Linked DNA regions of Homo sapiens: region 1 is linked to region 2. Evidence: read pairs that join two places in POLR2A ChIA-PET (ENCODE). Cell type or tissue: MCF 10A. All regions are shown on one strand. Each heading gives the region's core, and the rest is flanking DNA. Links, peaks and the distances in the headings are about the cores only.

Region 1 (16,257 bases), core at 8,286-10,785, 610 kb after region 2:
GCCTGGCCAACATGGTGAAACCCCATCTCTACTAAAAATACAAAAATTAGCCGGGCGTGGTGGCATGCGCCTGTAATCCTAACTACTCTGGAGGCTGAGGCAGGAGAATTGCTTGAACCTGAGAGGAGGAGATGCAGTGAGCTGAGATCATGCCACTGCACTCCAGCCTAGGCGACAGAGCGAGACTCCATCCCAGAAAAAAAAAAAAAAAAAGAGAGAGAGAGAGAGACAGAGAAACAATAACAATGGAGCCAAAAGCTGATTCTTGAGAAAATCAATAAAATTGAAAAATCTCTGATCTGACTGATTAGGTAAAAAGGAGAGAAAACACATCCTAAATTTAACCATCAGGAACAGAAGATATGACATCGCTATAGATGCTACAGATATTAAAAGGATAATAAGGAAATGTTATAAACAACTTTGTCCCTACACATTTTATAACTTAGAATAGTTCACTTGCGGCTGGGCGCTGTGGCTCACGCCTGTAATCCCAGCACTTTGGGAGACCAAGGCGGGCGGATCACGAGGTCAGGAGATCGAGACAATCCTGGCTAACATGGTGAAACCCCGTCTCTACTAAAAATACAAAAAATTAGCTGGGCGTGGTGGTGGGCGCCTGTAGTCCCAGCTACTCGGAAGGCTGAGGCAGGAGAATGGCGTGAACCCGGGAGGCGGAGCTTGCAGTGAGCCGAGATAGCGCCACTGCACTCCAGCCTGGGCAACAGAACAAGATTCTGTCTCAAAAAAAAAAAAAAAAGCATAGTTAACTTGCATATCCCTAAAACACTTCCTTGTTCTCCATATTTGTCCATATTTGTTGAAGTTCTCTATAACCGTCTACGTCCCTACCACAGGCTGGAAGTTCCTTCAGAGCAGGGACCAAATCTTTTTCCTAGCCAGTCCCCTGTGACTGGCCATAAAATAAAAGCATTATACCGAGAAAGGGCCTGTTGCCAAAATAATAGATTTTATCCAGCAAAAAGTGAGGTCAATGGCTGGGCGTGGTGGCTCATGCCTGTAATCCCAGCACTTTGGGAGGCCAAGGCAGGCAGATCGCCTGAGCTCAGGAGTTTGAGACCATCTTGGGCAACATGGTGAAACCCCGTCTCTACTAAAATACAAAAAATTAGCTGGGCGTGGTGACATGCACCTATAATCCTAGCTACTCGGGAAGCTGAGGAGCGAGAATCGCTTGAGCCCCTGAGGCTGAGGTTGCAGTGAGCCAAGATGGCGCCACCGCACTTCAGCTTGGGCTACCGAGTGAGACTCCATCTCAAAAAACAAAACAAAACAAAACAAAAAAACCAGCGAGGTCAAAATGCAGGTGTCCCCTGAAATGCCATTAGAATTAATAAACAAATTCAGCAAAGAAGCTAGATAGAAAGTCAACACACATTTCTAACCACTAACAATATTTCTATCCACTAACAGTAAGCAACATTAAAAAGAAAGTAAGAGAACAAATTCATTTACAATGGCATCAGAAAGAAGAACATACTTTGGAATTAACTAAAGAGCTGAAAGACTTGTACAATGAAAGCTACAAAGCATCTTTGAAAGAAATTAAAGGAGACTTAGTAAATGGAAACACAACTCATGTTTATGGATTGGAAGACATATTATTAAGATGTAAATACTACCCAAAGCAATCTACCAATTTAATATAATTCCTATCAAAATCCCAATAACCATTTTTGTAGAAATGAAAAAATCTTAAAATTTTTATGGAATCTCAAGGGACTCAAAATAGCCAAAACAATTTTGAAAAAGAAAAAACATAGTTGGAGGACTCACACTTCCTAATTTCAAAACTTATTACAAAGCTACAGTAATCAAAACTGTGATACTGGCATAAAGACAGACATAGACAATGGAATAGAATAGAGAGCCTAAAAGTAAACCCTTGCATATATGGTCAAATTATTTTTGAGAAGGATGCCAAGACCATTCAATAGGATAGGATAGCCTTTTCAAATAATGGTGCTAGGAAAACTGGGCCTGCACCTACAAAATATTGTAGTTGGACCCTTACTTAATGCCATATACAAAAATCAACTCAAAATGGATCAAAGATATAAATATAAGAGCTAAAACTGTAAAACTCAGAAGAAGACATAGGACAAAAGCTTTACAACATGGAATTTGTCAATACATTCTTGAATAGGACACCAAAGACTTGGGGAACACAAGAAAACATAGACAAACTGGACTTCACAAAATTAAAAACTTCTGTGCATCAAAGAACACTATCAACAGAATGAAAAAGCAACCTACGGAATGGGAGAAAATACTTCCAAATGATATATCTGATAAGAGAATAACATTCAGAATACATAGAGAACTCCAGAAACTCGACAACAAAAAACCAAACAACCTTATTACAAAATTGGCAAAGGACTTGAATAGACATTTCTCCAAAGAAGATATACAAATGGCCAATAAGCACATGAAAAGATGCTCAACGTCACTAATTATTCAGGAAATACAAATCAAAACCACAATGAGATACTACCTCACATCCATTAGAATGACTACTACCATTAGAAAAACCCTAGAAAATAACAAGTGTTGGCAAGCATGCAGAGAAACTGGAACCCTTGTCCATTGTTGGTGGAAACGTGAAAATGTACAACCACAGTGGAAAATAGTATAGTGGTTCCTTGAAAAGTTAAAAGTATCATTGTCAAGCAATTCCACTTCTAGGTAGATACCCAAAAGAATTGAAAGCAGGGTCTTGGAGAGATATTCGTACACCCATGTTCATAGCAGCATTATTCACAATAGCTAAAATCTGGAAGCAGCCCAAATATCTTTCAACAGAAGAACAGATAAGCAAAATGTGGTATACACATACAATGGAATATTATTCAGCCTTAAAAAGGAAGTAAAGCCAGATGCGGTGGCTCACGCCTGAAATCCTAGTACTTTGGGAGGCCGAGGCTGGTGGATCACCTGAGGTCAGGAGTTTGAGACCAGCCTGGCCAACATGGCGAAACCCCATCTCTACTAAAAATACAAAAAAATTAGGTGGGCATGGTGGTGGGTGCCTGTAATCCCAGCTACTTAGGAGGCTGAGGCAGAGAATTGCTTGAACCCAGGAGGCGGAGGTTGCAGTGAGCCGAGATTGCACGATTGCACTCCAGCCTGGGTGACAGAGCGAAACTCCATCTCAAAAAAAATAAAAATAAAAATAAATACATAAATAAATAAAGGAAGTAAATTCTTACATAAGCTGCAACATGGATTAACCTTGGGGACATTATCCCAAGTGAAATAAGCCAATAACACTGAAGACAAATACTGTATGATTTCACTTACATGAGGTGCCTGGAGTAGTTAAAATTATAAAGACAAAAAGTAGAACGGTGGTTGCCAGGAGCTGAAGGAGAGAGGCATGGGGAATTGCTATTTAAATGGGTATAGAGTTTCAGTTTTATAAGATGAGAATAGCTCTGGAAATGGATGGTGGAGATGGGGGTTCACAACAATATGAATGTGCAGATGCTTCTCAACTTATGATGGGGTTATATCTTGATAAACCCATCATAAGTGAAAAAAATTCTAAGTGGAAATTGCAGTTAGTACACCTAACCTATTGAGCATCACAGCTGAGCCCAGCCCACCTGAAACGTGTCCAGAACACTTACATTGGCCTCTAGTTGAACAGAATCATCTGCATCACAGTCCACGGGAGAGTATCACGGTTTACTCTTGTGATGGCGTGGCTGATTGACAGCCGCAGCTTGATGCAGCTGCCCAGATTGTGAGAGTATCACACTGCATATTGCTAGCCTGGGAAAAGGTCAAAATTCAAAATTTGAAGTACAGTTTCTAGTGAATGTGGTACATTCTCACACCATTGTAAAGTCGAAAATTTTAAGTTGAGCCATTGTAAATAGAGGATCATTGTACTTAATATCATTGAGCTGTACACTTAAAAACAGTTAAGGTGGTTAATTTTATATTTTGTGTATTTTACCTGACTTTCTTGCAAAATCTTAAATGAGGCAAGGGAGTAAGATGTGCAAATATCTGGGAGAAGCCAGAAAGGAAAGAACCAGTACAGAGGCCTGAAATGTGCGGGTCAAGGACACCTAGGTGAATGGAATGGGCAGTGGGAAGAGAAGGAGGAGGTAAAGTCCTGGCCAGATCACATAGGGTCTTGCAGGTCATTGAAAGGAGTTTGGCATTTTCTCTGAGTAATATTTTAACCAGATCACTCTGGCTACTATTTTAAGACAGCTGATGGGAGCAATGGTGGACTCAGGAGGATCAGTTAGGAGTCTTTGCAGTAATCTGGGTGAGGGATGATGGTGGCTTGGACCAGAGTTGTCACAAATGGTGAGAAATGGTCAATTTCTAGATACGTTTTAAAGTTAGAGCTAACATGATTTTGTTATATATTGGCTATGGGGTGTGAGAGAAAGAGAGGAGTCAAGGACAACTCTAAGGTTTTTGGCCTGAACAACCAGAAGGATGGAGCTGCCATTAAGTGAGCAGGGGAAGACTGTGGGAGAAACAGAGTTTAGGAGAGAAAGTCCAGGAGCTTCAGTTTGGATGAGGTTTCCACTTGGAAACATTGATGCGACAGTTGGAGAGGCATCTGGATTTCAAGATGAGGATCTTGGTAGAAAATACAATTTGAATTATCAACGTGTGGATTACACTTAAAGCCATCGGATTCTATGAGTCACCGAGGGAGCGTATACAGTGAAGAGATTCGAGGACTGAGCCCTGGACCAGTCCAATGTTCATAAGTAGGGGAGATGAGAAATGCCCAGCAAAAGAGGTGAAAAGATGTGGACAAAAGGTTTGAAGAGAAGTCAGATGTCTGTGATATTCTGGAGATCAAGGGAAGAAAATGGTTCAAGGAGAAGGGAGTGCCACATGATGTCAAACACTACTGAGAGTTCCTATTAATGAGAACTAAGAATTGGCCATCCAATTAAGCTACATGGGGATCAAACCTGATTGGAGTAGATTTAAGGGAGGAGAGGAATTGTAGTCTGTGAGTCTAAACAGATTATTCAAGGAGTGATTATGTGGGAATAGAGAAATAGGATTGTGTCCTTGGGAAAGTAAGAGAGGATGGGACTCAGGGCCTGTACAGGAGTGGCTTCGGCACAGGCAGCTGGTCCACAGCAAAAGGAGAGCGGAAGTCATGGACACAGGCACAGGGTGTGGCTAGATGTGGAGGTGGCAGCTTGAGGAAGTACTCTTGCTAGGGTTGCTTTTTCTCAGCAAAATAAGAAGCAAGGTCGTTGGCTGAGATGGATGATAGTGGAGGAAGTGTGGGAAGTCTAAAAAGAAAAAAGGCATAAAATATTCATTTGCAGAGTGAATGGGTTCATAATTGCCAGGTAGCAATAAAGGCCCATGCAAGGTTAGTGGTCATGAATTGAAGTTAGGCCAGCCAGGAAGATGGTGTGCTTTCCCCCAACATGTTGGCTGTGTGGGCAGAAGCTTGGAGTTCACCATTGTTAGAGTTTTGCCAGACAAATACAACGAAACTAAAGAAAGGTATAAAGATGAGGGGTTATGAAAAAGAAGTGACTAATGTGATGAAGCATGGAATTGAAGCCAAGTCAGATGCGGAGAGAGAGCCTGAGGGGAGCAGGACGAGTTAAAAGGTGGAAGGGCCAGACTTCCCCTGGGTGGAAGGATGGGTGGTGGTGGGATTTCAGGGGCAGCGAGCTGGGAAGTTTAAGGAGGTGCTGGCCAGAGAGGGAGTTGCACCAAATTGAGACTGCAGAGGGAGTGCAGTTGTTATTGAGGACAAGCTTTAGATTTGGGCCATTTGCATATTTGATACAGTAAAGGACAAGATCCTTGGAGAAGAGGAGCTCACAGACTCAGGGAAGCAAAAAGCCAGCTCCACAGAGTTGTAGTTCTTAGAATGATGACAAGTGGGGTTGGTGAAAATGATGGTGAACCAGGTGCTGAGATCCATATAAGGAATGAGAGGAAGCCCTCTGGGGTTTGTGGGAGACTTCATGGAGGAGTGGTGGATGCCACAGGCTGCTTATTCAAAGCTGGGGAGCTTTAAGAGAGAAAGAATGGTCTGAAATAGCAAAGGAGTGAGGAAGACACTTGCCCCACCTAGTGGTAGGAGGGATGTGGAAGAGAAAATTAATCCTCCACTTGAGAAGGAGCTATTCTCAGAAGAGAGCCATGTTTCATGAGAGCAAAAAGGGGAAGAGAAGATGTTGAGGATATAGGATATTGTTTCTATCCAGTGTAACCTGTTTCAATTACTTCCCACCATGCTTTGAACCTTCCAGACCAAATCCTTTGCCACCTGCCCGCTACCTCTCTACATTCCAGCCACACTGTCCTTAGCATGTTCCTTGGATATATCAAGTTCTTTCCAACCCTGGGGGCTTTGCACTTGCTGCCATGTTCTTTCCTTTCTTGAAATTGTACCTCTTCCCCACCCCAAACCCTTAAGTCTCATGTTGAGTGTCATTTCCTTAAGAAATCTTGCTGAACACCCTCTTTAAATCAGGTGCTGTGCTTGGTGCCACTGAAGCAATAGGAATCCACACACAGTTTCTATCTTCAAGTTAGTTTACAGTCAGATGAAGCAAAGAGGGGAGCAGATGGTTTGAAAGTGCCCTAAGGGCTTCAATGGGGTAAACCCAGAGCACATGGGAGCACACAGGAGAAACTATTAAATGAACCATAGTGGGGGTGGTGGGGGGGGGTGGGGGTGGGGGTGGGGGTGGTAGTGGAGGTGGGCGGTGGGCAGTGGGAGAGTTTCAGAAAATGGCTAAACAGAGGCCTGAGGATGATCAGGAGTTAATGAGGAGAGGGTGGGGGCTACTGAGAGAGTGTGGGGAGCCATGAGCTGGTCAGGATGGCTGGAATGTAGCAGGATATGGGGATGATGCTATAGGGGTGAGTGTCCCACAGCAGACCTGCGGGACATGCTATGGAGTTGGGCTCTTTCCCGGGGTCTCTGGAGGCCACTAAAGGATGAGTTTTTGTCTTTATATATAAAGAGGTATATATAACAATTTTGCAGAAGAATTATGACCAGAAGCAGAGTATTATCAAGTTTGGCCCCTTCTGTGTTTAGCCCTAGAACAAGTATAGAGCTGCCATCTGGGAGCGCAGTGACCACAGCCTTCTGGGGCACAAGACAAGGCCTAGTGCTATCTGGGCGAAAATTGGCTAGGATCGTAGAACTGCCAGAGCTGCAGAACGTCCTGGACTAGTGGCCTCCCACCCACCACCCAGACAGTTTCATTCACCAGCTTTGTAGTTGGGACACCTTCTCCATGTTATCCTAATGACAAGAAGATAAAAAGCAAGAGAACAATTGAATGGAATCACTATAAAATGTTCCCAGGCCCCTTCCAAACTATAAGCTTTCAGACTTCCTTTCTCTAACTTGAGACTACAGAGTAATACCGATGCCTTGCGAGATGACCGTGACTTAAATTTATTGTGTGCTTAGCAGGTGCCAGGCCCGTGTCACAGCAACACAGGCAGATGCTTTCATCGCCATTTTGTACAAGAGGAAACAGGCACAGAGAGGTTAAGTAAATTACCCTTTGTCACATAGCTAATAAGTGACAGAGCAAAGATTCAGACCCTTGGAGTCTGATTCCAGAGCCCATGGTCTATACCAACACCCATACCACCTCTAAAGTTGGTGTCTTCTAAGTAGTCAGAGTAAGATTAAATCAGGTTCAAACAGTGTGGGACTGAGGCATATCTGGCTGTGTTCAAGACTTTATAAAACTTCTCTGGGATCACTGACCAGAACATTTCACAGCTCAGAATGCTTGTTTTTGACCAGACTGGGGGCATCTAAAGAAAAGCTCTAGGGAAAGGAGGTAGCAGAGCATGGACTGCCTGCCCTCAGCTCCCACTGGCTGGCTCAGCAGGGAGCTCTGGAGCATGGTGGTGTCCGTACAGCCCACAGCCTTCCTGTGCTTTCTCCCTGAGCGTACACACAGTGTCAATGGAAACACAGTCATCACATGTTACATGTCTCTACCAGTCAAGGGCAGAAGCACAAATGTCTGAGGGCTTGTTTAGGAAGGGCTTTGGGGAGCATCTGCTCAACATGAAAGTTGCTAGAAATATAGTTGGGGGCCAGGCATGGTGGCTCACACCTGTAATCTCAGCACTTTGGGAGGCCGAGGCGGGCGGATCACCTGAGGTCAGGCCAACATAGTGAAACCTCGTCTCTACTAAAAATACAAAAAAAATAGACACATGGTGGCACAAGCCTGTCATCTCAGCTATTCTACAGGCTGAGGCACACGAATCACTTGAACCCAGGGGGAGGTGGTTGCAGTGAGCCAAGATCACACCACTGCACTCCAGCCTGAATGACAGAGGGAGGCTTTGTCTCAAAATATATATATATACACACACGCATATATATATAGTAGGGATTCTCAGGTCCATGTTTCCTATTTTCTCCACTGTGAACTCTGTCTTTTCCCTTTCTACTAAAGGGAGGGAGAGTGCTGACACCCACCCACCGCCCTCCTGCTGTCTCCGGGCTGTTCCTCCATAGAACCTCCCTCTCCAACTGGCCAGGCCTGGTCTGTCATCTGCACAGGCCACTCCCACCACCCAAAATTCTTTTACCTCTTTCCAGTTTTCAAAATCACATTCACGAAGACTCTTCTGGTCATTCTGACCCACCCTGTGTCTCCCCCCATCTCTCACAGTACATGTGATCTGCATTCCCATAGACTCTTACAGCAGGAAAGGGCTTCGAGAGTCTATGCTCATCCTCCTCATCCTGTCACTGAAAATTAAACCAAGGTCAAGAGGACAAGTTTTTTGCTCCAAATCACTGAGAAGTGTACTGCTCTCTCTCTAATTGTTTCAATAACAGGGGCCCTGTCTTGATCTCCTTTGCACCCATGACCTATATGAATCTGCTATAAACCCTGGTACAAGAACATTGAGTTCCTTTATTTCCTCATTGTGGTTTGAACTGGTATTTCTCTACTTCTGGGACAATGTCAAGGTTCGCGAGTCCCTCACAGAGTCAAGGAGGCTGATCCTTGGGCATTTGTCCAAGTGGGTTACAAGGGTGACATCTGGGGCTCTTTCAGCCTGTATCACAGGTCTCTGGCTTCAGGATGCATCTCTGCCATTCTGAGGACCTGGGAATTCATTGTAAGGCTGACATCCAGAGCTTCCTGGCACTATGCAGACACTTCCCTCTGGGGCTTGATACTTCTCTGGGGCTCTGCGGGGACCAGGGTGGGGCAGTGGCCTGGAGTCCTCTCCCCACACTGACCCAGAGAACTGTCTACTAGGGGAGGCATCTTCCCTGCCTCCTGCTTCCTTGGGTTGCATTGCTTTGTCTCTCAAACCCAGGCCTCCCTCTTGTTTTTCACCATAGATCTGGAGGGCCCCTAAACCCTAATGATTAGCAACTGAAAAACTTGTTTTTCCTTTCTCTTAACCTTTTAAACCTGCCCAGAAATTGAGGGAAAAAAAGGTTTGTAGTCTGTCCTCTTGGGGGCAGCAAAGAGGTGCATTAAAAATGTAGCAATTAAGTTTCTATTTAAAAGGCCAGCAATTCACATCTTGCTCATCCTTTTACCTGGAATCTTCTCCATTTTTCAACTGGTTAATGCTGGCTTATCCTTCAGGACTCAGCTCAGACATCACCGCAGATAGAAGTGACTCATATTCATGAATCACCCCCACTTCTCACTCCCTTCTGCAAAAGTGGGGCTTTGCTTTATTGTCCTCTGTATTGCCAGCCCCCTCATATCAAGTGCTCCACAAACACATGCTGACTTGCACTGAATTCAAGGCAAAGTGGTGGGTAAGTGAGATCCACTTGTTGACTAGTGGCTTCCCAGGGAAGATAGACTTAAACAAGAGGCACCAAAAGAGGCGCGTGTTTGGGGGACATTCCACTTCCTAGAATAAGATATTCAAACGCAGAGCCAGAGAAGGAGGACAGGGAGGCCTCTCCCGGCTCCCTGCCTCTATTTACACCAGGCATTCAGAGTGGGGGACAGTTCTAAGACTGACCAGGAGGTGGCAGCGTTGCCCCTTGGATGAGGGACTCCCTTCAGCAGGACAGAGGCAAAGGACACCGCCTCTCTAGCTCTGGGAGGAAGTCACCAGGAGGCCTCCCCTAGGCCAGTCTCAGAGGGCCAGGATGCCAGCTGCCTTGCACACAGTAGGGATCTATAGCCATGTGTGGATCCAACGTGGTTTTGTTTGTTTGTTTTTGAGACAGAGTTTTGCTCTTGTTGCCCAGGCTGGAGTGTAGTGGTGCGATCATGGCTCTCTGCAACCTCCGCCTCCTGGGTTCAAGTGATTCTTGTGCCTCAGCCTCCTGAGTAGCTAGGACTACAGATGCCCGCCACCACATCCGGCTAATTTTTGTGTTTTTAGTAGAGACAGGGTTTCACCATGTTGGCCAGGCTAGTCTCGAACTCCTGACCTCAAGTGATCCTCCTGCCTCTGCCTCCCAAAGTGCTGGGATCATAGGCGTGAGCCACCACACCCAGCCCCACATGTTCTTATTCTAAGCTTTGCTAGGGGCTTTGCATGGGAAAGGAAGGAAGGAAGAGTGGGAGAGAGGGAGGGAGGGAGAGAAGGGACTCAGGCCTTAACCTAGAACCCCTGCATCAGAGTCTCTTGGATGGTTCCTGGGAATCCTCAGGTGATTCTGATGGAGGCAGGCACAATTCTCCCTTGTGTGACTAATTTCCCAAGGCCTCGCCTTTCAATCACAGAACTGATTTTATCCATTGTGAAAACCTAATGCAGACCCCAGCGCACGCCTCCTGCTCTCCCTCAGCTGGGAGGCTGACCGAGGTATTTTAGGCATCCCGCCAGAGATGGCTGCTAGGTTGCAAAGACAAGCAGTGCCCTCCTGGGCACAGCCCTATGCCCCCCAGTGGGCACTCCCTCTCTCCTTCTCATCCTATCTTCAGCTTTGGCATGAGTGGCTGGCCTGACACAGCCCACCTCACCCCAGCAGTGGCGCCCCAGGCTGAGCTTCAACCCAACTCTTGGGTAAGCAGCAGGGAAACTGAGGAGTATTTCACAGTTAGTCTCTGTCCCCTCTCAAACAGGCAGTATTTTCAGGAGTCCTTCGTGACATTGAGGCCTGTGGGGGACATCTTGATGTTGACTGGGGGCACACGTTGGCAGGGCTACCCCCATGTGGAAAATCTTGGCTGGGGTGGCGGGCTTTTGGTTTTAACAACAAGTGACTCAATTGTTGTCCCTTCTTCCTGCAGCCTCCCCAAGTCACTGCCCACAGATGGCCCTGGGCAGAAAGTGGTCAAAGAGAGTGAAGCCCGGGGGAGGAAAGCTCGGGTGCCCATGGCGCCCACTGGATGGCTGGCCTGGTTGGGACCCACTCTGGCGGGGCCAGCTCCTGGTGGTTCCCTGCACATCCATCCACTGTTTCCCATCTACACTCTGCCAGAAAGTCCTTCCTCTCCTGACCCCGCCATCCAAACCCTATGTGTTTCAGGAAATCATTTTTCAGATGCTACCTGGGGACTCCTGCAGCTGCTGTGCATTTTCTTGGAATCTCTCATGGAACCATGCATGATGACTGTTTCTACATCTCTGCATGGGAAGGAACTCAGGGATAGAGGGCACCCCGTTCCATCCCCATCCCAGCCCCTAGTGCAGGGGAAGAGAGCCGTGGATGTTAACTATTGTGAGTACATGACGGGAAGGAGAAGGTGGTGGCGCCTCAGGGTTGACAGGAAGGGACAGGAAGGTTTCATCATGGAGGCAGGAAGGGGGCCGGGCCCTGAAGGATGGATTCCATTTCTAGGTGAAAGTCACCAGCATGTTATCAGAGCGTCCTTCTTAAGTAGAGTCAGAGCTGCGCTATTTTGAGTGGAATGAAGGTGGTCTGTGGGTTGGAAAGGCCAGTCATGATCCCCAGTCCATTTTGTGGGTGCCCCTGGTTGATCCCTAAGACAACTTCCTGGAGTGTGTGCATTGACCACAGATGTCAGGGCCTGGGCTTCTCTCCTGAACCCAGTTCACACCAAAAAAGGACATGAAGGACAAGGACCAAGAGAGGGCTGGAGGCAGAAGTGCTCTCAGAGCGGACACAGGGTCCCACCCCAATCCTTGTGCCTGAAGCAGAGTTGCAGTGTGGCCGCTACTGGCACCAGTACAGCAAAGCAACACCCTAAAATCAAAGCGGGAACAGCAGGAGATGGAGCCCGTGTCTTTGAGGACCTCAGAGGCAGAACTTCTGGTTGGGGCCTGAGGACTTTTGCACTCTCCTGAGCACCCTTGCCTTTTCTTGCCACCGCAAGGGAGATGTTATCTTCAGACTCTGGGGCTATTGCAAGCTGCTGCTCTTCCATGAAAAGCTTGGGGCCTTTGCTCAGTGAAGTCAGGATGTTTTGAGATTACAGGGAGGGTGGAGGAAACAGGAGGGCCCACAGGGTGGGTGAAAAACCTCATTCTCCGCCCTCTCAGCTCCACCCTGCATGCACTACCAGCATTCTCAAGGCTTCCTTCTCAGTTTGTGTAAGACAAGGAAAGCCTGAACCAGGGATTCCCCTCTCAGCCACCCCAGCTGCAGCCCCTGAGGGTGGGTGTGCATGCAAGGGACAGGGTGGGGAGCCACAAGCTCATCTTCCACCCCTCCACAGCTCATCTGGCCTTGCCTCTATTGCTTGGGGAAAATGGCACCTTGAGGACAGAGTATGCCTTGCTTTCTCCTAGGAGAATGTTCTCTTTCTGTACTCGCTGATGGAGCTCTAGCTAAAAAAAGTATATTTCCCTGCCTTTTCTTTCTTCCTCCTTGAGGGCCTCTCTGTAGACTTTATCAGGCCACACTGATGAGCTCAGAACAGAAAAGTTATGGCTATATGGGAGCAGGCTCCTCCCTCATAGCTCCTGGTCAGATCTGGACATCTGGGGCAGCCGCGGATCAGAGCCCCAGGCTGGCCCTGGACCAGACCCCTGCTCCTCTGTCCCAGGCTGGCCCACTGCCTCCATGAGTCACTAAGGTAACCAGGAGGGCAACCACAGGGGAAAACAACCACCCTTATTGCCCCAGGTGGCAGTCCCAGCCCAGGGCAAAACTGGGGCATTACTTCAACTGTACCAAAGTCAGGCCTGTGCCTGGGGCTGCAGGAGGCGGCTGCAAAGAGGCTGGGCGGGGCAGCAGGAAGCCCTGTGGAACTTGCGTGTGTCCTGACTTGCCATTTCTGATGTCAGCACCTTCAGATGCCCTTTCATGGGGTAGGAACTGGGAAGGGCAGAGGTAGTAACATCTGAACAAAGCTGGGTGAATTCCCACGGAAGACGGAGCATCGAGTCGTCAATGCCTTTTGGTAAACAAGTCGCAGCTCTTCCGTCTTGGCTCATCCTCATGGGCACATCCCAGTGGTGTTCCCTGCCCACCTCTGCACCCACATTTTAAGGTGTGTAATCTGCCTCCAGCTCTGTCCTCCCCACCTCAGAGCCTTAGGATCTCTGGCTCTGACATTCAGTGCAATGTGTGCCGCCTGGTAGGCGCTCAGCGTTTTGAGTGAAAGAATAAATGTTTAGGTTTCCAGCAGCACCCCGTGCTGCTGGGATCACAGAGTGGCTGCTAAACCCAGGGTGTTGATTTGAGTGCCCAATGGGTGCTCCTCCGAAAGTAAGGGAAGTGACCCTGTGGAGCTGTGGCAGAGGTCGCATCCCCTGAGTTGCTGACCTTGCAGAGAAGCACAGGGTGCTCCTGCCTGTGGGTTGGGTGAAGCACCGTGTATATCTTTATCTCTGCTTGGGGGCCTGTTTCCTCCCCTTGACTTGTGCCTCCTCAATAGCAAGCCCGAGTCTCATTTAAGCTTTGAATTCTAGCACAGAGCTGGGCCCATCCATTAGATGAAGTGTGTTTACAAGTCTGTTCCGGAGTCGGTGGTGCTCCTGCTGCTTCACCTGGGCTCAGGACACCGAATACAAGATGCGGTTTCAGGATCTGGAATCCGCAGAGCCAGTGGGCTCCATAACCTGGGTCTGGGTGCCATGGCTAGCATCGTTGGCTGTAAGGAAGCTGTTCTGGCAGTTCTTGATGGCCGCTTCCCTAGCATCTCTGTGACAGGAGCCCTGAGAGAGGTCCTCTTCCTCCCTTTCCTTAACATCTGCCCTAGAGCTCGGCTGAGCTTCCCTGGGCCCTTGCAGCCCTGGTAGGCCTTTAGCACACAGAGTCAATATTTGTAAGATGCTCTGATGAGTGGCAGGAAGGGAATATACATTCTGTTTTATAGAAGGCAAGAGAAATATCAGAGGGAAAAAGTAAGCTTGCTCTTCATATTTGACCCCCACAGTGCCTGGAATGTGTGAGACGGATCCTGCCCTTTCCTTCACCAAGCCACCTAGCAGAACCCATGCCATCCAGGGCATCTGCGAGAGAAACACCTCTCCCAGCCTCCCCTGAGCAGCCCACTAGCGCTGTGGATTCCAGATCCTGAAACTGCATCTTGCACTCGGTGTCCTGAGCCCAGCTGAAGTGGCAGGAGCACCACTGACTCCAGAACAGACTTGTAAAGAAAGAAGGTATCTCCCAAGTCAGCCACAGAGGCTCATGGTTTCCTGCTCCATCTAGTCCTGGGTGTTTGCTTAAATGGGCACTGGCTGACATGACTGAAACCTCATGCATCCATCACACATTCACCCTCAACAAAGACACAGCCCCTCCTTTAAGGCCTGTGCTCCCTGTACATACACAGTGCCCTGCAGCACAGAGAAACCACATGAATGGCCTTCTTGGCTCAAGGAGTCAGGGAGTAGGGGCCTGCTGAGCATGACCATGTCCAGAGAGTGGGGACCCCAAGAACTGTAACAGCCCATTGGACAGATGTGGGCAGGAATGGGGACAAAATCACCCACAGTCTCAGACCCCAAATGAGGTGTGAATATGAAATCCATGAAAACCTCATGTGGAGGCCAAAAGACTAACTAGATTCCCATCTCATCTCTCCAGGCCAGAAGCCTATTATCCAATCCTTCCTCTCATTGCAAGCCCCAGAAGTAACAGCAATTACAAAATAAAGAAAAATAAGAACTTGTCAGCTCCAATTTTGGGGTTTGAATGTGGTCTCTGGGGAATGATCAGACGGTGGAAGCAGCTGTGGGCAGGGACTCCTCATGCAGCGATGACTACTCACTAACCCAGGGCATGCATTCGAGGTAAACCCTGTGGGATTCAGGGCTTGTCCTGCATCTCACAGTTGAGCGGGCAAGAGCCACCTCTGCCCAAGTGAGGCTTTGTCCCGCACGTCATCTGTATGACCTTGCTCTAGGCTGCTCAGGGACGGTAAGATTTTTGTTCTTGAGGACTGGAGCAGGTGATGGCCCAAGTGCAATGAGTTCTGTGGGCATCAATGCTCAAAATAAACACTAATGCACTACAGTCCCTCCCACTTGAGAGGCCCCTACCTGTCCCACAATATCTCATCCACCTAGAATTGAATCCTGGGTCAGATCCATACTCAACCAACTCATTTAAGTGCTACCAAGGGCTGACAGTGGTAATAGGCTTTCCCTATTACCTATAAGGGGCATATGTTCCTTTTATAGATGCAGAAATTAGAAGTCAGATTGCTTAAGTGACTTGCCCAAGACCACAAAGGTAACGGAGACACAGGTCTTTTGATTTCTAATTCAGTGTTTTGACACCACACAAAGGCCACCTCCTTCTTTGAAACCTGGAACGGTGCTAGTTGCCCTACAGAATCCCAGCATGGCAACCGGCTGGAAGAGGAGAGGCAAGGTGCAATTAGCATTCACTGTGTGTCAGGCTTGAAGCAAGCCTTTTCCTGCCTTCTGTTGGTGAGTGTTAATCAGCCCTGCTCTTTGGGGTCCTAACGCATGGACTCAGGGGCCAGAACTCCACCTCAGGCTACTTATGGCATCCCAGACAAGATATTTCACCTCCATAGACCTCAATTTCCTCACCCGTAAAATGGGATTAGAATGCCATCCACCTCACAGAGTTTGTTTATGGATTCACTGAGTTAATTTGTGTGAAGCACTCAGAACAGGGATTGGCACTTAGTACATGCTTTATAAGTAAGTGTTTATTGTTGTTTAATATTACTTCCAAATAGGACAAACTAGTTGCCACATCTCCAGGGCCCCTGGCCACACCCACTGTCCCAGAAAGCTCCACTGTGAGGTTCTTATGCACCTGAACTGGGCCTTCTAGGAAGCAGCTTCTATGGCTGAGGGTCCAGCCAGCCTGGTTCCACTTTCTCCTCCCTCTGGACTCTGCTCTTATTCACC
Region 2 (16,257 bases), core at 7,009-9,508:
AAATGAAAATTATCCGTAATGCCATCATGTACAACTGATCGTTAATAATGGATAAATATCCTTCTAGGCTTTTTTTTCCCTACACACATACCTGTATGTATATTCACACACATACATATACCCACATACAGCTTATTATACTAATGGGGATTATAGGGTGCACATCTTGCTTTTGTAACCAGCTTTACTGATTAATAATATATTATGAACAGTGTACTGTGTCATTAAATATAGTTTTACCATGTGATTTTGAATAATTGCAAGAATTCTCTTATGTGATTCTTATGATTTGATAACAAGTTCCTTATTGTTTTTCACTTACAATACAAAAAGATTGTAGTTTTTAATATTCAAATGAACAATCCAATGACCAGTTTTATAAATGCATCTTCATGTGCAAGTCTAATGACCTGATAAGGAGAAATTCCTAGGATTAGAATTATTGGGGCATAGGCTGTGCACATATTTATGACTCTTGAGAAGTATTGCCCTACCTCCTTCAGGAAAGGTTGTGCTAATTCCAACCTCACCCACAGTGAATGAGATTGCACTCATCTTTGCCAACTCTGGGTATTTCAGTTAGTAAGAATGTCTCTTGAACTTCTCCTAAACACAGTTTAATTATGATATATTTCGAACATTTGTATAGAAAACAAGAGACACCCACGTACCCACTACCAAGATTAAATACATAATAATATTTGCCATATTTGCTTCATCCCTCTCCCATTTTCAAATAAATACAATGTTACAGATGCATTTTGTATGCTCATTCTTTGTTCCTTGCTCCGGAAGTCATCACTCCTCTGAGATTGATATTTCATTACCATGTGCATTTTTGTAATTTTACTACATGTGCATTTATGAAAAAGCATGTATATGAATTTTTTGAGTTTTAAAGTTTTATTTACGTGATACATAGAATGTGTCCTTTTGCAGCAAAATGAACATTTGTTTTTAAGATTTACCAGTATTATTACATGCATACTGAGTTCATTATTTCACTTTCTGCATAGAACTCCATTGTATAAATAAATCACAGGTTCTTAATTCGCTTCCCTTCTGAGGGGAGGCTAGGTTGCTATAATTTTTTGTTATTACAGATAAAATGATCATCTTGTCCATGTCTCTTGGGTGCATGTGTGAGATTTTCTCTGGGAAAGATACCTAAAAGTGGAATTGCTGAGTTTAGGAATACACATTTCCAACTTTTATTAGGTACAGTAGTTCCCCCTTATCTGCAGGGGATAAGACCCCCAGTGGATGCCTCAAACTGTGGATAGTATCAAATCTTATAAATGCTATATTTTTCCTACACATACATACCTATGATAAAGTTTAATTTATAAATTAGACACAGGAAGAGATGAATAATAACTATTAATAAAATAGAACAATTATGTGATATACTGTAATGAAAGCTATTCACATAACTTATATGGGCTCTCTCTCCCTCTCTAAAATTATCTTAATATTTTTGGACTCTGGTTGACTGAGGGTAATGGAAAGTGAAACTGTGGATAAGGTGGGGACTACTGTATTATCTAACACATTGCTTTTCAGAGTGAATGTGTCATTTCCACTCTGCATATCATATGCAGCACTCCCATTTCTATATATCTTCAACATCACTTGAGATGTTCAGAATTATTAAAGTGTGCCAATCTGATGGGTGTGAAATGGAATCCAATTATTGCATTAATTGCACTTTCCCTGATTACTAATGAAATTGAGCACTGAACATATGTTTGTTGGCCATTTGGATTTCCTCTTGTGTGAACTGTAGATTCCTATCCTCTGCCCATATTTCTATGAGGTAGTATGTGTTTTTCTTATGATTTCTGAGAATCTTGTATATGTTCTAGATAGAATTCGTGAGTTGTCAGTATCTTCTCCCCCACATGACTTGTCTTTTTCACTTTGTTTATGGTGCTTTTTGTCATACAGAGTTATTAATTTTAGTGTGGTAAAATGTATCTGCATTTTTTTGATGATTTTTGTTCATCTTCTCTCATTAAAAAATTCCTTCCACATACTGAGATAAAAAAGAAGTCATTTATATTTTTTAAATAACATTTTTTACAGTTTTGCATATCACATTTGGCTCTTTTAATCTATCTGGAATTAATTTTTGTGTATAGTGTGAGGTGGGCTCTAATTTTATCTATTTTTTCTCTGCTATGATTAGTCCTTTGACTCAACACCATTTAGTGAGTAGGCAATTCTTATCTGCTGTTTCTGGGCACTTTATTTTATTCCACTGGTCTATTTGTATATCCCTCTCACCCATGTCTCACTAATTTAGTTTTTATAACTTTGTAGTTTTGGTATATTAATTCTCCCCAAATTGTCTTGGCTATTGGCTCTTTATTCATCATATGATTTTTAGGATCACCTTGTCACATTTCACTAAAAAGATTAGATTTTAATTGAAATGGAATAAATGGATAGATTAACCTAAGGGAGCCTTGCCATATTTAAGCTACTTCGTTTTTTGTTTTTTTTTTAGTCCCTGGGCATGACTTATTTCTTCTTATGTTTAGAGCTTTCTTAAAGTCCCTCAAGAGAGTTGAAAATTTTTCTTTACATCTTTAATTGGGTTTGTTTTTAGGTACCTTATGGTTTTGTTGCTTTTGCATGGTGTCTTCTTATCATTACTTTTTCTGAGTCTTTGTTTTAGGTGTACCAGAACTTGTACTTTTGTACACTGATTTCATGTCCACCATCTTTGTAGAATTCTCTTACTACTGTGAGTGGCTTTTTTTTTTTTTTTGTAGGCAACTCTTATATTTTGGATGCAGGCAGCATCACCTGTGAATAATGATAACTTTGTTTTTTCCTTTATAATCCATATGCCTTTTCTTTCTTTTTCTTTACTTATTACATTAACCAGTACTTCAAGTCCAATACTGAATAGAAAGAGTTTCAGTGGGTGTCCTAGACTGATACTTCACTTTACAGCTATGTCTTGACTTAGTCCGTGTTCCCTGTGAACACCACCTTACCTCTGACCATCCTGCCCACTTTACGTGGCATTGTTGATTAGTAATTTAGTTCCTTTTTTGTGTATGTATTCATAAATTAGACATTATATATATATAAATAAAATTGTCATTATATCCACTAATATCTTTTGCTCCTCACACCATTTTCTTGCAGACCATTCTTTTCTTCCATTTAAATTTCCTCCCCAAGAAATGTCTTATAGTACTTATTTCCCCTGAACTTGTATAGTAAACTCTCTATTTTCCTGGAAAAGTCTTTATTTCGAGTCATAATTTAGCTATTTTCAACACTTGATGATATTATTCTATCACTTTCTGGCCTGGCCTCTATTATTATAATTAATAATCTAATTGCTGCTTCTTGTAGGTAATCTGTCTTTCCTCTCAGGATGCTTTTAAGATTTTTTCCTTCATATTTTTGGATCTTTTGATATTTCACTAGAATATGTGTGTATAGGTTGAATTTATTTTTATTTATCCTCCTTAGAATTCATTGAATTTCTTGACTTGGAGGATTTATATCTTTCATCAATACTAGAAAATTTATCCTACAGATCTTCAAATATTGTCTTTCTGCAGTCTCTATGATCTCTTTATAGAAGTCCCATTAGATATATTTTGGGTCTCTTCATTCTGTCTTCCATGTCTGTTAACTTTAATCATATTTTCTCTATTTTTATCTCCCTGGGCTGTATACTGTGGAGTTTCCTCATATGTGTTTTCCTGTTTACTGACACTCTCCTTAGTTATATATAATCTAATAGTTAACCTATCTATTGCCTTTAATTTCAATGATTATATATTTTATTACAAGAAATTTTGTATTTGCCACTTTTTCAAATTATCTTTTTTTCATTTCATTGCATTCTATTATTTTATTTCTTTACATATCTTTTCTATTATTTCAAGTACTGGAGCTTTAATCTTCTTGTTCTTTGTATTAGCTAACTTATCCTTATGCTGATTATTTCCTTGTGTGCTTCAAAAATTTTGATTACAAGTCATGTTTAGTAGTGCTTGTTTTCCCCATGGAAATGCAGTGTACTCAGGATTGTGAGAGTAGCCTAATAGAGTAGTTTTGTTTGGTTTTCTTACTTGACCCAGGGGTGTTATTTTCTTGGCCTAAGTGTTCCTGAATCCCGCTGAACATGTAAATTCAGCCCATAAATCCATGTCACACACAATCCTGAGTTTTGATTTCTCAGGGTTTTGCTTTTTCTCATTCACTCAGAGACAGAAGCTTCCTTGTTATCTATTTTTGCTGTAGAGTTGATTTTCATGCAGTTTATTTAACTGAAGGTACAGTTCTTTAAGGGTTATAGCTTAGCGCAGAATCTTAGTTCCAACTTCTGTCCACATAAGGTCTAAAGACCTTATCACTTCTCTTGAGTGGACATTAAAACTTACCCATTAGGCTGGGCATGGTGGCTCATGCCTATAATCCCAGCACTTTGGGAGGCCAAGGCTGGTGGATCACTTGAAGCCAGGAGTTTGAGAACAGCCTGGCCAACATGGCAAAACCATATTTCTACTTAAAAAAAAAAAAAAATTAAGCCTTGTGTGGGTGGCGTGTGCCTGTGGTCCCAGCTACTCAGGAGGCTGAGACATGAGAATCGCTTGAGTTTGGGAGGTGGTGGTTGCAGTGAACTGAGATGGGGCCACTGTACTCCAGCTTGGGTGAAAGAGCGAGACTCTGTCTTAAACAAAACAAAAAATAAAACAAAGCAAAGCAAAGCAAAACAAAACAAAACACATAAAAAACCCAACCCATTAAATCTTTGTTACCAGGACTAGTTACTGCCTATGGGACAGCTGCAATTTCAATTCACACGCTTCCTCCTTTGTATTTCAATTCCTCCTAGGGATTTCCTTTTATATCTTTCAAGTTCAGCAATATATCTTTTCAAATATATTTGAAAATATATTTCTGTACTTTATCAGTTTTTCTAGAAATGTGTAGCAAGAGATTTTCTTATTCTGCCATCTTTCTAGTACTGAATCCTTGAATGACTTTTACAAAGAGAATAAAATAGGAAAGCATAAAATAGTCCCTGGGAAATACACACAGTCTTCTAAGACTTGAAACTAGATGTTCCTAATGGAGAGGTTAGTAAGAGTGCCGGACACAGCACAGGGGAAGATTTGAGGAAGGAAGTGGGTGAGAAACAGCAGTGCATTAATGGGCAATTACTTTCTGCCCCCTCAGATGGTACGTGAGTGCTTAGCTAATGGCAGTTCACTTAGAAAAGTGATCATTGGTAAGTCCTTACCAGCAGCTCCCAAAAATATCTTGCCTGAAGTGATCGAGCCTTTTTAGGAAACGAAAGATCAGATTCAGAAAGCAAGGAGATGGTTCTCAAATTCTAGTGAAGACAAATTCTAGAAGAAAAGCTTTCAAAGGGTGTTGTTGACCAGAGAAGCTGAAGGATTCAAGCTTTCTTGTAGCTTTATAAATAAGAAGGGAAAGAAAACAGAATGAAAAGCAGGGGATGAGGGTACACAGGGTTGAGTTGAAAGCATGAGTGTAGGAGTTTTCACTGCAGACATAGCTGATTTGAGGGGGAAACATTGTTTTGCAGGGCTTGTGACCAAATTTCTTAGGATCCAAAGTGTCAGGAGAAATCCTATTTATTTGAAATCTAGTTGATAAGCCTTAAGCTGATTATGTCAGGTTGAGGTCACTTTTTCTTTTCAGCTTGGGTTGTCCCTTCAGACTCTGCTGTCCCTTCAGTTTCTTTTATCTTAAGGCATGGAGCCCTGTGCAGGCCTATGAGACCATCAGAAAAATAGAGGTGCAGCTCTGAGTTCACTCCAACTCTCAAAGGCTGTGACTTACTAGATATGAGGGAGAAAATGAAAGTGTACATAGTGAGGCAAATGCATTCCACTGGGGTTCCTGCATTCCTGGTCATGATGTTGATGAGTCCTATGAGCTAGAGCAATCTATTTAATTATTCTACACCAGGAGTCTCAACTGGGAGGTGATTTGGGCCCCAAGGGTCATTTAGCAATGTTTGGAAACATTTTTGATTGTCACAGCTGAGTGGGGGAAGTATATCTGGTGTCTAGTGGCTACAGGCCAGGGATGCTGCTGAATATCCTACAGTGCAAGGGCATCCCCTATGACAAAGAATTATGTGACTCAGAAATGCCAATAATGCTGAGCTTAAGACACCCTTCTCTACATGTCTTTTCTTATCTGCAACATGGAGGGGTTAGAAGAAGAGGTTGATGTGTGTGGCTAGATTAGGTTATTACCCATCTGTCTAACAGAGAGCACTTCAACCCACATCACATCTCTAGATACATGGAGGAAATGAAATTAGTTGAAAATGTTCCCCAATTTTCTACCAAAGAACAAAATATTGTACTCGAGATGTGAGCTTTGCAGGTTCACGGTGACCACTGTGTCTGCCTCCACGCATTGGGTCATTGGTCTTGTCATGTTAGGTTTGCGAGTTGCACTTGCACCTGTGAAGGGAAGGTTGAGGACAGGCTTCCTTGAGCTGAACTGATTGTCTCCAGAATGGTTTTATCAGCTGTAGCTTCTCCCACAGCACCTTCCCAACATGGTGCAGATCCTAAGGAGTCCATGTCCTGCTTGTGTCCATTTGGCTTTGTTTATAGTTTCCATTCATTTATTTATGCATTTATTCATTCATTTAATAAACATGTATTCAGAGTCCACTAGACATAAGGCAGTGCATTAGTTACTATGGAGAATGCAAAGATGAATGAGCCAAGCCCCTTGTAGTATAGTGGGGAGCCAAGATGTGTACACCACAGTATCTGAGGCAGGGTGACATAAAGTGCCAGCAGTACTCAGAGGAGAGAGAGATCACTTTTGTCATATGACCACAAATTGCTTCATAAGGGAGGTAGCATATGGGCTGGGCTTTTAAGTCTAAATAATTTTTTGGCAGGTGGCTATGGAAGAAGGGGTAAGGAAGGGAGAAAGAAAATGAGAAATGATATGGAGGAGGTCAATTACAAGGTGTTCTCAGGGAAGGGTTAACAGTCCTGCTTCATTGGAGCAGTAGTAGGAGATATTGCTAGGAGCATAATGGCAGGTAATAAGGACTTAGACTGGATGACATTTAAGTTTTCTTTCAACCCTAAGATGATAAGATCTTATGATTGGATAGTTATATTTGATAGGCACTAGAAAACTCATTCATTCATTCAACAACAACAAAAAATTTATTAAAATTTTTTTTTTAACCAGATACTGTTCTAGGCATTGGGGATACAACATTGTACAAGCGCTTCAATTTTATTGCACTGAAAGGTGAGATAGGGTCAGAGTTGAGCTGTGCAATGAATTTTTGTGGTAGAACCTGGAAGAGGAAGATGGATGAGGAGACTCTGCCCATCTCCTGAATGGAAGGTAATACTGACTCGAGGGGTGGTGGTGCAAATGGCAAGGACAGGAAGACTGTGACTGTGGCATAGAGAGAAAAATGACAGGGCTTGGGGAATGCTTGTTGTGGGAGTTGGAGTCAAGGATGCAGCCAAAGTTTTGTGCCCGAGTTAGGGGGAGACTGCAATGCTGCAAACAGCATTAGAGACCTAGGAGGGAGCTGGTTTGTAGAGAAAGAGGATGAGTTTGCTTTTAAACAAACTGATTCATGGTGCTGTCAGGTCATCCAGGTGGAGGTGCCCATTTGAGCCATGGTGAATATAGTACCAGACAACAACAAAAACAAAAACCAACAAAAAACAGAGCCGAAGATAAAGGTTTGGAAGTCTTCTGGATATTAGCTTTATTTGAAGCCATCCATATGGATGAGATCACTGAGAGAGTGCATACATAGTGAAGAAGGCAGACACCGGGATCTGAGGAATGTTCACATTTAGGAGGCAGGAGAAGGAAAGGTGAAGAAGATGAAGGAGCAGTTAGGGAGGTAGAAGGAGGAGTTTGGAAATGCTCCTGAGGGAGGCAGGAAGAGGAAAGCCAATTCATGCTGAGTCCCAATATATAAGAATGTGTGCACACCCTAATAGCCTCCAGGGAAACAGACTTTGGGGTGAAAAAATTCCCTGGAACATATTTAGCTGTAAAAGTGTTGAGCCACCTTATCATGTTATCACTTCTTAGTGCTTCAGCCAGAGGGTGAGGAGGGAGGGGGAGTGGAGGAGGCTTTCCAGTGAGTCATCCCTCCTGCATGTTAGGAGTTTTGGTTAAAAGATTTACAGAGAGAGAGAGTGAGAGAGAGAGAGTGAGAGAGAGAGAGCGTGAGAGAAAGAAAGAGAGCAAGAAAGCGAGAGAGAGAGCACGAGAGCACACAAGTGAGCGTGAGCGAGCTGCTTGATTTATTTTAATTTTTTTTAGAGATGGAGTCTCTAAAATATTTTTTTTTTTATAGATAGGATCTCTGTCACCCAGGTTGGAGTGTAGTGCTGTGATCACAGCTCACTGCAGCCTTGAACTCCTGGGTTCAAGCATTCCTCCCATCTCAGCCTCTTGAGTAGCTGGGATTATAGGCATGTGCCAAAACACTTGGCTAATTTATTTTTATTTTTATTTCTTGTAGAGGCAGATTCTCTATGTTCTCTATGTTCTCTATTCTCTCTATGTTGCCCAGGCTGATCTCAAACTCCTGGCTTTGGGTGATCCTCCCATCTCGGCTTCCCAAAGTGCTGGGATTACAGGCGTGAACTGCCACATCTGGCCTTGATTTATTTTCTAATAGGTTCCTAGGGCACTGTGGCAACAATGCCTTTTCCCCTGAGAGGTATATAACCAAGGAGAGGACATTTGGGGACCTTCTATGATTGATTTTTGTCTGTGCCATCTTGTTCCCCATAGCCTTGATGGCCAAGTGGCTATGTGGGGATCTGTAGTTCACACAAAGCCTACAGTTCCCAGGTAAAGGGACTTTTTATCTTTTCACCTTTGGCCATGGCTTGGAGGAAGCTTTGGGCCTACTGCTTGGCTCTTATCAAGTCCTGAGTGACCCCCTGCTCTTCTACGCTAGGCCCTTGAAACTCTCCTCAACTAGTCTTAAGTTCCAGGCTACAATTTCTCCTTCAGCTTGTCTCTTGCAATAAGGTTGTCTTGGTCTGTTTTTGCTCCTATAACAAAATACTCTAGAACGGGTAATTTATAAACAGCATAAACTTATTTCTCACAGTTACGGAGCCTGGGAAGTCAAAGATCAAAGTGCTGGCAGGTTAAATGTCTGTCGAGGACACGGTCTCTGCTTTCTTGAATGCTGCTTCCTCCAGAGTAGCTGATGGCAGTATCCTCACATGGCAGACAGCTGATGGACAAAAAGGGCCTAGCTACTTCTCTCCAGCCCTTTTATAAAACACTAATCCCATCCATAAGATTAGCCCTGATGGCTTAATCATGTCCTAAAGACTTTACCTCTTAATACTTCTGCATTGGGGATTAAGTTTTAACATGAAATTTGAAGGTGATGCAAACATTCAAACCATAGCAAAGGGCAGTAGTAAGATGTAGTCTCTGGCATTTGGCAGGCCCAGGCTCCAAGTGTAGTTCTGTGTGATCTTAGTGTAGGAACTTAGTTTCTCTGATCTTTATTCGCCTTATTTGGGAAATGGTTGAAGCTAACCATACCTATGTTGTAGGATTCTTGTGCAGATCAACGAGGCAACACATATATAGTGCTTCAGCCTTCCACAGATGTTGGTTACTGTTGCTGCTTTGAAGAGTTTCTTTGATTTTTTTTTTAACTTAATACTCTTTTGGTTGAGTTGCTTTCAGAATTTCTTTCCCTTTTCTCCCAATGTTTTTCAATTAAGAAAAAAATGTAATTAATTTGAAGAAAATTATAACCTAACACCTCTTAGCCAACTTCTGTGCGGCTCTTGGGGAAATAAAGGGCCGTGAATGCTTTGATTATAGTGATATAATTCCCTTTTGGAAATAAGTTTGTTTTTTTACATCATCTATAATGCCTGGTGTCTGTCCCTGCAAATATAACAATAATACCACCCACAGTGGTGTGACACTCTGTGTTTACAAAGAATTTTCATACATATCAACAATCTCAGTATCATTCTGTAAACTGGGTCTTTCACCCTCAGTGAAAGTAATCCCTTTTCTGATATCACCACCTCATAAAGGTATCTGCACCCTCATGTTCATTGCAGCATTATTTACAATAACTAGGATATGGAAAAAACAAAATGTTCATCGATGGATGAATGGATAAAGAAAATGTGGTGTATGTAGACACACACACACAATGGATTTTTATTCTGCTGTAAAAAAGAAGTAGATCCTGCCATTTGCCCCAACATGGATGGACCTGGAGGACATTATGCTAAGTGAAATACACACAGCATGATCTCACATATGTAGAATGAAAAAGGGAATGAAACAGTGGTTAGCACCAGTGGGTGGGGGGTGGGGACTGGAGGAGGAAGTAGGGAGACGTAGGTCAAAGGATACAAAGTAGGTATGTAGGATGAATGAGTCTAGAGATCTAATGTGGGGCATGTGGAATAAAATTAATAAAATTGTATTGTATTAGAGACTTGTGTTAAATAAGTAGATATCAGCTGCTCTTGTTACAAAAAAAGTAACTATGTGAGATAATGGATGTTAATCTTCTTCACTGTAGTAACCATCTTACTATCTATATGTATCCGATAACATCCTGTTGTAAATCTCAAATGTACACAATAAAATTTATTTTTTAAAAAAGGAAGTTGTCTTTTGACATCACCTATAATGCCTGGTATCTGTACCTGTAAATATAATAGTAATACCACCTACAGTGGCATGACACCGAGTTTACAAAGCATTTTAATACACATCTCTACCATCTCAACATCATTCTGTGAGCTGGGTCTTTCAGCCCCAGTGAGCTGGTGACTGTCTTCAGGTTTTAGATGCACGCGTGCGTGTGTGTGCGCGCGCACTTGAGGTATTGCTTCTTTTAACACAAAAAGCTGAAGTTTCAAAGCAGGTGGGGTGTGGGTTAAACACCGTTCTAAATGGCAGGCCTGCTGTTCATGGGGAGGGAGAGTGGCCTGAAAGTTTAAAAATAACCTGAACATTATAGACTCCTGTGAATTCTACAGCCCAGAGCACTGTGAGTCTGTGGGTGTTTTACCTGCTGGAGTGCAGGCAGGAAAACTAGTTGAGATGCAGGAGGATTTAAATTCGCTGAGTCCTTTAGTGGCATGGGCTGGCAGCAGAAGTATTTGTGAAAAAAAATTAAAGCCAGAACTAATGATCAGGATCGATGTTCCTGAATGGTAGGAACAGTGCTACCCTTTGATTTGCTGAACACCGCATAGTATTTGTATCGCCGGTGCAGCAGACCCTTGTTTTCTATGACTGAACAACTATCCTTCCCCCTTGCTCCCTGAACTCCCTTACTGACCTCTCCAGAGTTTGGCTGATACCTTTTGCAGATAGCTAACTGAGGCTGGCCTACCAGGGAGCTCAGGGTTGGGACATTTTGGATAGACTTAGCCATTCATTGAAAAACAAGTAAATGGTGTAAAACCATGCTAATTATGCATAAATTATGGGCAATAGCATACCCTTTGAATTTTGAGAGTTTTGAAGGGTTGAAATAATTTTTGAATTAGCACTCAGTTCTTGATCTGACTCCTGTTGCTCTGGGATATTGCAATGCAAAATGACAGCAGCAGTAGGAGGAGCAGGTTGGGCTACGAATGTATCATCACATTTGGTTTATCAGTAGCCCCATGCGATTCAGAGGGCAGGTACTACTTTTGCCATTTTTGCATGTAAGGATATAAACCCAACCAGGACTGAGGTGCAAGCCTCCTGGTGTTGTTTCCACCCTGATAACTCATTTATTCTGAGGCCCTTCGGCACCATCTGTAGAGTCTGGATATATTCTTGCCTCTTGGAACTGTAGAATCATCATGAAATCTCTATTCTCTAGCTCAAATTTCTATTAATGATATCAGCGAGATGAATTAAAGTGGCTAAGATAATGGGTTTTGAAGTCAGGGTGACCTAGGATTGATCTTTTGCTATGTCACCCACCACCTATGTGACCATCAGGGAAGTTACTTAGTTCCTTTCAGTCTTGCTTCTCTTCCTGTAAAATGGGGTTTATAATAGCACTTGCCACATGGGCTTATTTTGAGAAATAAGGAAAGTGAATCTGGTTAGCATGGAGCCTTGCACATTGTAAGTATTTAATACCTAGGACAAATAATATTATAAACAGCATCACCTATACTTTTCTTTGTAATTATTCTTTATTTGTTTGATCCATGTCCATTTTTCTTTTTTTTACAGCTCCAGAATTTGCAATATGAAAATAGAGATTATTTAAACAAAGGAAAGTAGCATAACTGGAAACTTTGAATTATTCTATTAATACTTGACTACATATGGAAGAATATTATTGAAAAATATGATCCAGTGATGGGGTGGTTTTGTGAAAAAATACAAGCCTTTAAAGGAAAAAGCTAAATCTTGAGTGCATGTATATGTGTGTGTCCAAGGAGTTGGCTTGTCAGTGGTGTTAGGAGGATTTCAGAAATTCTCTCTTGATTGAGAATTACATTTCCACCTTTCCAATTTGTAAACTGCACATTAGGAATATTCAGAAACCTGCAAAAGAGCCTGTAATTCTTCACATTTGAATGTACTGTATTAAGCCTGTCTGAAAACTTCCCGTAGCATGGGAAGATAACCTGCATGTTTGTACACTTGGCTGGCAGAACGTGAGATCACATCAGAATCTAGTGCATGTCTTTGCAAACGTGTGTGTCATTTTCATATGTAATTCTTCATAAGAGAAATAGGCATGATGACATTTGCCTTTTTGTAAAGAAGAGATAGAACGAATTAATACTGTAGTTGATATGGGTTTTTTTTGAAGCAGGACTTTATTATCTTATGTTTAATTTTCTGTGGAAAGGGATCTCAAAATATTCTTTAGGTGGGGAGCTGTTTCCTTTTAATAACTGATTCCCCAGATCTTATTTCAACTCCGTTTCTAAGAGCAAGAAATATTCCTCATAAGACAATGAACCCTATTGTTTAATGATTGATAAGATGGTGCTTGGGCAGTTAGTGTGCTGGAGAAGTTACCCCTGAGTTAGAGGCACTTAATTTCCTACAAGGGAAGTAAATACCCCTTTTTGATATATATTTATTCCTGTTTATATCATCTGGGTTGATGTCCACTCAACTCACAAGAAACAGCTGGGAACACCTGGCAGCAGAGAGAGGCTTCTAGTCAGAGCTAGAATGTGTTAGGGGAAGGGTAGCTCCTCAGACAGGGCCCAGATACCTGATTGATGCCCAAGCTCTTTTTCACCAATAACAGTTGCAGGAGATCCATGCATTCAGTGACAATTTATTTTGCAAAGGCTTGCTATGAGGATAACATAATGCAGGCACTCTAGGTAAAAGAACAAAGAGAAAGATATGTCCTCTACTCCTGAGAAGCTTACACCATAGTTGAGGAGACAAGGCATACATAATTGAAAAACTAAATATGAATATAATGGCAAAGTTACAGTTATGACAATATCAGTGATAAAACAGTACTATGAACGATACAGAAATTCTGTGAGTTTATAGGAGGTACAGGTCAGTGTTGGAGAGATTATGAAAGGCTTTGTGGGAGAGCAGATTTGAACTGGACCATGCATAGAAGGATGCCTAGGAGTGGGAGAAGCAGAAAAGAGGAAGAATATTTTTGGGGCAGTGTGAAGCAGGCGCTGTGAGCAGGGCTTTGAGGCAGGAATGGGCATGACACGTTTGTTTATGTACCTCATACTATGGTACGTGAGGAGATAGTGTTGGAAAGATAGGTTGAATTCTGATTGCCTTGAATTGTCAGGCTAAGGTGTCTGGCCATTTTATAGGCAGTGGGGAGCCACCGAAGTGATGACAATGTAACATGCATAGCAACTGGCATTTTGGGAGGGGGAGCTTGCTTTGAAGGATTTACAATGACGTCACTTTTACACATATTGAGTCTGGGGATGAGGGACAATCCATATGCAGCTACCCCTAACTTCATTGGACACCTGGGTCTGGAAATGAGGCGAAAGGTGAGGTCTAGGAGCTAGATGTGGTGTGGAGGGGGTAGTTGAAATGGCAGGTAAGGATATAATCTTGAAGGGAGAGAAGTCAGACAGAGGAAAGGGGTTGGGGACAGACCCATGGGTGCCCTACAGGTGAGAGCAGTAAGAGGAAGAGAAGGAAACGGTGAGAAACTGGGAGATGTGGTGGCTGGGATGCCAAGAACGATGACCTCTGAGGAGAGGGGGAGGTCAGTGGTGTCAAATGCTGCAGAGTGGTCAAGTAGGAGGGTAAAAAAAGGGACCATCAGGGGTTCAGTGGTAGTCTTAGAGCAATTTCTGTGGAGTGGAAGGGGCAGAGCTAGTAAATGGCCTGCCCAGGTATATATTTCAAAACTGGCCTTAAGTCCATATCATATGGGAATGCCTTCTTCCCTTTGATTATTTTATACTAGGTGGGTGTAACCAGCTGCTCAGTGTAGGAGAGAGTGGGAGAGAGAGGGTGTGGTGATGGACAGGTGGTGGCTTAATCTGCTGATGATTCCAACACAAAGGGTTCTTGGAGAGGCAGGATTGGTGGGTGCAGTGGAATCTTATTCTCTTTCTCTGGGCCTTCAGGGCCCCTTTAGGCTTGACTGCAGCTGTGAGCTGCATTTTCTGTTACTGCGGCATTATCTTCAAGAGTGAAATGTAGGGAGTGGATCAAGACCAGGCAAGACACGAATCCAACCTGGGCACCTTCTCCTAGGCACTGCCTCCTTTGGGCTAGCCCCTGACATGATACCTGACACGTGGAAGGTGCTCACTGCATGTCTGCTAAATGAACCAATCGGCCTGAGCCCACCCGGGCTGAACGAGCTTTGCAAGGTGTGGGCTGTGTTGTGTTTTCTGAGTCAAGAGGCCGTGGGGGTGGATGGATGGATGTGCTCCTGCCGGTTGTTCTCACCCTCTGCTCACCCCCATCAGTGGGAGCTGGGGCGCTGCTGAGTCCTCCTGCTGCACTTTGCCTTGGCTGAGCAGCAAGGTTGGGCCCTGAGGGTGGGAAGGGAGGTAGACAGTGATGGGCATGGGATCCTTTGCTGTCTGGGGCTAAACTCCGAACCTCCAAATCAACTTTCCCAATAAAGCTTAATATCTATTAGGGTAAGCATATTTTTGGCTTTTCTCTGGGCTGAAAGGTGACCTCATCTTATGGGAAAGAAAGGCTTGAAGTGGTAATGCTATAATCTTCGTGATCCTAGATACATTGAAAGAAAATAAAAATGCTGATTTACTAATTAACTCCATGCATCTTGTGTACTGCCCCCCTCCCCACCCCCCAAAACATCCTAAACATTCATGCTGCAGGCTGCTGCTCCATGCCTCCAATAAACTAGCTCTTCAAAGAGATCTCTTTTGTATTCTTCCCTTTTCCAGCTGCCTCCAGTGGGAGGGGATGGCTCCCTGCTCTGTTGTCTCCCAGTACTCTCCTGTGGTGCACTCCACATCCCGCCTTGTATTCGAGCCCTTTGTGGGTATGTTTTCCCTTCTCCTCTTTTGAACTGTAAGTTTTTAGAGGCTATGACTGTGTCTAATTTATCTCTGAGCCCCAGAATCCCTGAGAACAATGTGTGGCTCATCAAAGGGGATTAATGAGTATTTGTTAAATGGGTTTATGAATTCATGAATAAGTAAACAAACACACAGCTCTCTCAGGTATCATGGCCTTTGGGTCTCCAGACACTGGTCTCTACTATTTTTTTTTCCTTTTTTCCTCCATTCCTCTTTCTGACCTGATCTCAGGCACTTACATGTCTCTGCTCCTCTGTCCATCCCCCGCACAACAGAGTGTGTTCATCCCTGGCTGCACTTCTGAAGTTGGCTTTCAGAAACAGAGTCTGTAGACATGCAGTGTTTCCAGTGTGTTACCGTGGTCACAGCTACTGAAGGTGAAATGTACATAACAAGTACTTACGTAGCACATACTTATTGTGTGCAAGGTACTGATCTAAGAGCTTTATGCATATAAACTAACTTAATTTTCACAACAGCCCAGTGGAGCAGAATGGTATTATTCTTAACAATTAAACCCTCTGGGAGACTCTCTGGTTCAAGGTCATGCCTTACCTCTCTAAAGCTCAAGATCCTGCCTATAACTTGACTCTTAAGCAAGGAAAATATTATTTTGACATGCAGTATGTTAATAATGGTCACATATTGTGAAGAATCCTGTCCTTATTATTAGGAGATCCAGCTCTGCTATTTCCTAGCTCTG

The links. ChIA-PET counts read pairs that join two places held together with the same protein. Peaks named below come from ENCODE experiments on the same cell type or tissue, not always from the same donor. Only the 100,000 strongest peaks of a DNase experiment are listed, where the experiment ranks them.
Region 1: POLR2A ChIA-PET joins it to region 2 with 5 read pairs; 2 of 35 experiments call an interaction of 5 or more read pairs at or near these places.

The regions. Positions count from the first base shown.
Region 1 is chr1:182,075,065-182,091,321 of GRCh38, forward strand. No RefSeq gene overlaps it. Among named protein-coding and RNA genes, the nearest start is that of ZNF648, 21 kb to the left of the region's middle. RefSeq lists an enhancer at 10,259-10,308. In MCF 10A, for the core only: CTCF peaks have their summits at 9,464 (motif pointing right) and 10,021 (motif pointing right); DNase peaks (open chromatin) are centred at 9,537 and 10,037.
Region 2 is chr1:181,461,843-181,478,099 of GRCh38, forward strand. It overlaps a transcript of CACNA1E not described here. Among named protein-coding and RNA genes, the nearest start is that of CACNA1E, 14 kb to the right of the region's middle. In MCF 10A, for the core only: no CTCF peak of the experiment used is centred there; a DNase peak (open chromatin) is centred at 8,149.